Linked DNA regions of Homo sapiens: region 2 is linked to region 1. The links are chromatin contacts, found by Hi-C or POLR2A ChIA-PET in ENCODE. All regions are on one chromosome and are shown on one strand. Each heading gives the region's core, a stretch centred on a gene start or an enhancer-like site at or near the end of the contact. The rest is flanking DNA. Distances are from core to core; before and after follow the strand shown.

Evidence for each region. Hi-C counts contacts between places; a loop is a spot of excess contacts on that map. ChIA-PET counts read pairs that join two places held with the same protein, here RNA polymerase II (POLR2A). Pooled maps may share reads with other maps.
Region 2: a map of heart left ventricle shows a loop between it and region 1 (3-fold over the local background). The contact joins the enhancer-like site here to the promoter of MYOCD in region 1. A Hi-C loop is called at or near these places in 4 of 168 maps with a recorded cell type or tissue (Right ventricle myocardium inferior, Right ventricle myocardium superior, cardiac septum and 1 more) and 5 of 50 pooled maps. POLR2A ChIA-PET finds 5 or more read pairs at or near these places in 2 of 52 experiments (GM10248 and activated T-cell).

What each region holds. Positions count from the first base shown.
Region 1 is chr17:12,664,307-12,667,745 of GRCh38, reverse strand. MYOCD (myocardin) reads right to left here and starts at 1,856. Exons shown (of 14, transcript NM_001146312.3): 1 at 1,503-1,856. The coding sequence starts at 1,557.
Region 2 is chr17:12,982,670-12,986,108 of GRCh38, reverse strand. It overlaps ARHGAP44 (Rho GTPase activating protein 44), which reads right to left. Exons shown (of 21, transcript NM_014859.6): 20 at 1,201-1,578. Among named protein-coding and RNA genes, the nearest start is that of ELAC2, 34 kb to the left of the region's middle. Within about 2 kb of position 1,951, at least 15 of the 41 ENCODE cell types and tissues checked have a DNase peak (open chromatin) inside an H3K27ac peak, as active enhancers do; they include heart left ventricle, where a contact is called at or near this core.

The DNA.
Region 1 (3,439 bases), core at 607-3,106:
CCCTCTCCACTGCACTTTAGCTGAAGGAGGGATTGATAAGCGTTTTGCAAGTCTACTATCAAGTACATCACCAGATCCTTTTAGAGACAAACCAGCACCCCCAGACCCTCCACATTTAAACTGGCAAGGAAGCATTTGAAATGAATGCAGCCTCATAGAAAACAAATCTACATCCTCTCTTCTTCAGAAAGGTGGCAGTGTTGCCTTACAGTTTTGACCGAATACAACGCAGTGGTGAGGTCTCTAGCTGGTTAACAGATCAACCGCCTCACCTCACCATGGAAAGGAAAGGAAGGACTTAATCCACTGCCGACCCCAGTGGCTGGCGGACTCATCCCAGAGCTTCAGGGGCAGTGAGACTTGTGACCGCCTAAGCTCTTGAGTTTTCAACTTGCATCAACAATGAAGATCCTAAGAAAATCTCCAGTTGACTCCACAGGCATCTAAAAACCAAGGGCATCTAAGAAAGTCACAGATGAACCTTACCTCCCAGCATCTACATTTTTCCTTTTTGAACCATCCATCCCAAGTGAAACAACTGAGTTGGCCCCATGTAGAAGGGCTAAGGAAACTTTAGCTTAGCAACCTATGCCAGCATCTTTCTGACACCTGTTATGTCTAATGTTCACATCAGAGTTCTCCTAAAAGTCATCAATCTAAGTAGAAGTCCTACATTGTTGAGTGTGTTGTTAACCAGTTTTCTAAAACCAACATTATACACAGAGCTACTGAAAAATAACTTCAGAAGTCAAGTGTTGCTTTGTCTAAACGTGGAGACCCACACAGACACCTTCCATGGGCGCGTGTACAAGCCCTTCTGGAGAAGCGGTTAGAGCTCCCGTCTCTCCCTTCCACTCACCTCCACTCAGCGTCCTTTGAGAAGTTTCTCCATGTGCCACTAACACAGAAATTTTGGGGGAAATTCTCTATTTATAAATATCAGATGGTTTGGGAAAAAATATTTGTGGCACTGGGCTTTCTTTTTTTTTCTACAGTGATGTCATTTTAAATACTTGGTGTGCTCCAAATTTGCTATTTTTACTTCCCCCAAGTGACTTTTTTTGGGAAATACATTTGTTTGGATTAGCTACATTTTAAGTGACCCCTGTACCTAACACACAACATCAGGTTCATCTTCTCAGCGATTATAACCGATACTACGCAGCTTCCAAACTTGAAATCCCTTATTTGTTCATTTCCAAAGTTGCTCCCTCTGAATGTACCCCTCCAAAATTTCTATTCATAGATGCAGAGAAAATAAAATAAAAGGATTGGCCTTTTCACAGATGAACAACCACACTCGACCACCCAAAGCACTTACAACGGAAGACACGAAAGGCCCCCAAAGTCAAACAAAACTCTTCGCTTCCACAATGTGCTTTTGGGGAACAAAGTTGAGGTAGACCTGGCAGGCTTTGAAACATTTATTGGAAAGCAGTTCTAGAGTTGAGAATTGCAGAAGAGGAAAGTTTAAGAAGGAATGCTAAATGCCTTAGCCCTACCTGATCTGAACTTGCTCCTAATCAGCAAGGAATGCTCAGACCCCAGGAGTGTCATGTTGAGTCTCAGCAAGCCGCTGGTCCCTTGGCCAGGCGCCCCCTGTTCTCCACCAGCAACAGGCTCCCGGGAGCCCAGCTGACCGCAGCTAACAACCCAGAATTCATCCAACTCTCCGTGAGCTCCCCTGGGTAGGAGTACAGTGGCAGCCAGTGTCCCCAGAAAACTGGCGCCTCCCCCCTCGCCGTGCGGGGCTAATTAACTCTTAGCCGGCGGGACCCTCCTCCTCCTCGGAGGTTGGCCAGGAGCAGCGCGGCATCCCAGGCGTTCCTGTCTGATGTCATAGGCTGCCGGCGATTGCGGAGAATCGCCACCACGCCTTTATGAAGGTCCCAACTTTGCCATCTGATACCCTTTACTACTGACAGGCGCTCAGCCAATCAGGAGCGGCGAGCGGGGTCTGGGGACCCGGAGCCGCCGAAGCCGTCTCGGGAACCGGCTCTTAACTCTTTGCGGCGGGCCCCGCAGCCGCCGAGGCACAGAGGGCGGGAGCAGGGCCAGGGGTCGGGAATCTGGGAGAGGGGCGCGAGCTAAAGAGCGGATGCCCGGAGGAAAGAAGGAAGGGCTGCGACGCCGCGGGGCTTGCAGGTGGTTCGCGGGGCTGCGGCAGCCGCTGGGAGCTCCGAGGTCCTGGGGATGGGCGTGCGCAGCCGGGGCTTCCCCGGCCGGGCTTCTGCCGGCGAAAGGGAAGCGGCCGGGATCTCCCGCCAGCCGGCTGCAAAGGCTGCGCGAAAGGGCGTGCGCGCCCGCGGGACAGTTCACGCGGGGCAATTTGGAAATAAGCTGGACCCCTGAGAAGAAAAGCTTCCGACGGACCGAAGCCCACGCATTCCCCTCGGTTTGAGGGGCTCAGGGCACTGGCAGAGACGATTCTGTATCTCGCAGCTCCAATACTGGACTTAGATGCATTTCCACGGGGAAATGGAAAGGCTTTCATTTTCTAGGATATGCTTTTTGGGGGGACAAATGTGACACGGCGCATCTGGAGATCCAGCTGCGACACAACGCTCCCACCTCACAACCCCGAGGGAATGGGAAAAGATACCTGAGTTGGAGTGAAAAACCTACTGGGCTCTAAATAGGGAGGGGCTCTGGAGCAGGGGGCAAGTCAGAGCTCGGGCTGGGCTTAGCTTGGGAAGGCTCAAAAACTTTGCCTGCGAATGAGTCTCTCCTTAGGGGAAAATCCATTCCGTAACCGACCCAGAGTTATTTGTGCATCTGGCCGAGGTGTTATAGGCACATGGATCAATGAAATAAAACAAAGACCCATCTCTCAAGAAGCCCGTTAAATAGTTGGTGGCTCAGAACATAAAAACCACTCTGTATACGTATATAATTAGGGCTTATTTGCAACTTCATATGCACGTGGACCCCGGGTGTCGTCTATTACACACAAGCCTGCCTGCATACTACGAGTCCTTAAAAGATCAGTCGGTGACAGATGGAGACCCGAGGTGACAATAGCTCATGGGGACAACCTCTAATGTCCTGGTCCCGGCCTCTGCCCCATCCCCTGTTGCTGAAAACACATTAGAGGGGTTAGCCCTAGAGCTTACTCTCTGGATCTGAGCGGGGCGATTTTGTAAATAAGGTCTTCAGGGATAGACACCTTCTTGCTGATGTGTCAGAGACGAGGAAGAACAATCCATCCATGTTCCCTTTGGGGATCTAGTCCTGGCCTGGGCGCCTGTCTATAGGCTGATTTCGTGTGCAGGAGCATCTCAGCGATTACGTAACATCATTTTCCCATTCCTGCTATAACAAATTACCACGAATGTAGTGGCTTAAAACAGCACACATTAATTATCTTGCTGTTATGGAGGGCAGAAGTCCAAAGTGGGTCTCAGGGGGTCAAAATCAAGGTGTCAGCGGGGCTGCGTTA
Region 2 (3,439 bases), core at 702-3,201, 320 kb before region 1:
TTTAAATCTGACCCAGTACAAACACTTGCAAATTGGACTAGCCTTTTCAAAGGCAGCACGGAGCTGAACCCCACAGGGTCACTGCTTCCGTCTAATCACGGAAGAAATAAATCACTCTTTTGGAGAAGGACGTGGAGGGAAAAGTGCATTATCACAAAAAGTCCCAGTGCATCCTAGGACAGCACTGTTCTTTGAAATGGGTGAGTGGGTGTGTGTGTATGTGGTGTGTGTGTTCCAACCCAAGCTGCCTCACCTTCTGCTACTTGGGACAACACTAGGTACACATATGCTCCAGCTCACCGCCATGCTACTGCACTTTACTAAGTGGGTTGGCTCTAGCCCAAGACACAGCTCAACCCTGTGCCTGTCTCCCTGAACAAGGAAAATGCTCAAATGACTTTAGCAGCCACCACAAATAGGCCCCTGACTTTATAATCTTATGTGGTTGAAGTGTCTGGGGAGATGTTCCAAAAACATCCCGTTCCTTCCAGCCAATGAATGGTTTTGGCTAAACGTGGTGTGTGTTTGCGATTTTGTGCTTACAGATTTTTCTGGGGGAAGAGAGCTCCGTCTTTGTTTCTAAATTTAAGCCCAAACTAAATTAAGTCGTTGTGGGTTTGTCCAATTAGCTCCTCAGGGAATTGGCCAGGGAGGGGAGTCTGGTGGAGGAGAATGGAGACATGCATGTTTTCTGAAATTCACCCCTCTCTAAATATCTATCTGGAAGTATATTTTTCTAGCAAGGCTTATTTTAGTAATAGTAAAAAACATCTTGGGTTCTTAGCCCCTGTTCTCCAGATAAGCATTTATACCTGTCAGTTGCTTGGGCTCTATCCAGGAAATACCTGAGTTTTGATGCTGTTTTGTGATCATAACCAGCTTCCAGCCTCTCCTGAGGCCCCACTCCAAATGACTCAGTGTCTTCAACCCCCGATAATAAGAGCAAAAACAGAACCCCAGGCTGGTGGGCTTAGACCGAGAGAGATCCCATAAGAAGCCCCTGTGTGGGACACATGGATTCCAGGGTTGCTTTCCATTGGTGGGCTTCTAAGGAGATCTTATGAGCTACCCCTGGTGCCAGCCCAGTCATCCCAAAGCACGCAGGAATGTGTTCACTGGCAGTAACACTAGCAATCCCTCCCCTAGGCACATTTCACTAAAGTTCATAAAAAAAAGTGAGGGAGCCTGTGGCTTGGTTACCTGTAGACATGCTTTCCCCAGGGGACATGCCATCTAGCATGGGGGCCTCCGTGGACTGTGGACTAGAGGCCGAGAGGTTTACTGTGGGAGGCTGAGGAGGCGGCAGAGTAGGTCTCTGTCGCGGCTTAGGAGTGGGCCGCGATTTGCTCAAAGTGCTTGTAAAGACAGAAGGAGAGGCCAGGGGAGGAGCTGCAGCTGGGGAGAGCTGGCCCGAGGCCAAGGAGTACCCCTGAGGGTAGCTCAGTCCATAGGGTGACGGGGTGCTGGGCGGGGTGGGGGACAGGCTGACTGGGGACGGCTGGCCAGCGGACTGGTCTGCCATAGCCCCCGGCTGGCCAAAGGGGACCTTGGGTGGAATCGGTGCCAGCTTCTTTGAAACTGAAAGAGAAAACACAACACAACAACAAAACACAAAGTTGTTGAATGAAGCCACTTGTGGGGCCTGTTCACACACCCTTCAGCGTTCAAAGCTGTCCCCACCTCCTGCCCCTCGCCACCCACCCACACCTCCCTGCCCTGCCCCCCGGCCTCTTGCCACATTGACAGCAGCCAATACAATTTTTAAAAATTAACCGAGAACTGCAAGTTTTCCTATCTTCCCATCTGTTAACTAATTTTTCCTCCTCTTTTCTGGATTTCTGCCCTGATCTACACACGCACACCCAGCCAAACTAGAGAACAAATTTCCCATCCACAGGAGTGGGCTGCCTTCCCAGTGGTGAGAGGCATCGCTGCTACTCTCTGAGCAAGAGTGAGTCAGTGGGGCAGGGTCCAGCAGAGGATGACTCCAGTTCAATTTGCTGTAATGGACAGAGGAGCCCTGACACAGGGGCAGGTCCTCGGGATAGAAAACTGACTTTTGGCTGAACCTGTCCAGTGGCTTCTGGCTCCCCTAACAGTGATATGTGAGCAAATCCTCCGGCCACAGAACCCCTGTTCCTTCATTACTTTATATGCTGTGCCTCAATCCTGCATCCCTGCTGCTGAGGCTTTCTTCTCATTCTTGTTTCTTCCTAGAATTGTACCCGCTGGTCTAAGCATGTATGGATCGACTGCATTTTTCGTTGTTTTTCTGGGGTTTTTTTGTTGTTTTTTTTTCTTTTGGAGACGGAGCTTTGCTTTTGTCGCCCAGGCTGGAGTGCAATGGCGCGATCGCCGCTCACCACAACCTCCGCCTCCCAGGTTCAAGCAATTCTCCTGCCTCAGCCTCCTGAGTAGCTGGGATTACAGGCGCCCACCACCACGCCTGGCTAATTTTGTGTTTTTAGTAGACACAGGGTTTCTCCATGTTGGTCAGGCTGGTCTTGAACTCCCAACCTCAGGTGATCCGCCCGCCTCGGCCTCCCAAAGTGCTGGGATTACAGGCGTAAGCCACCACGCCCGGCCAATCAACCGCATTTTTCAAAGTACATTATTGCCCTGACCTCCTTTGCCTTACCTTCATTATCCTTTTCCCAATCTCCCTATAGGATGACAAATCCATTATACCTTTAATTGAAAATGAATTGGTAAAGACAATAAATTCAAACGTCCAGGAGATACTTGATGGGCAAATATCTTGAGAGAGTGATCACTAACCTGTTAGGCTTAAGTGAGGACTGGCTGTGTGTGGGTCTGATTCCTTTTTTTTTTTTTTTTTTTTTTAAGATGGAGTCTCGCTCTGTCACCCAGGCTGGAGTGCAGTGGCGCGATCTCGGCTCTCTGCAAACTCCGCCTCCCGGGTTCATGCCATTCTCCTGCCTCAGCCTCCCAAGTAGCTGGGACTACAGGCGCCTGCCACCATGCCCAGCTAATTTTTTGTATTTTTGGTAGAGATGGGGTTTCACTGTGTTAGCCAGGATGGTCTCGATCTCCTGACTTCATGATCCACCTGCCTTGGCCTTCCAAAGTGCTTGGATTACAGGCGTGAGCCACGGTGCCCAGCCATGTGTGTGGGTCTGATTCTAGAAGGAATTATCTTGTAAGTCCTAAGGGAGAGGTCAGAAGCTCTTCCTTCTCCCCACCCCACCCCCACTCCCTCCAAGGAACAAGGTCTGTTAGGAGGACACCTCATGTATTCTCTGGGTGTGTCAGTCTGCAGTGTGGACAGAAGGACATGCCCTTCAGAATCCTACCAACGTGGGCTCAAATTTCTATCCTGCCACTTACCCGCTGTATTCCCTGGGTCAACTTATTCAAACATCTTCTATGCAATTGGAGGAAAAAGATTTTCTCTGCAGCAGTGTAATAATTAAATGAG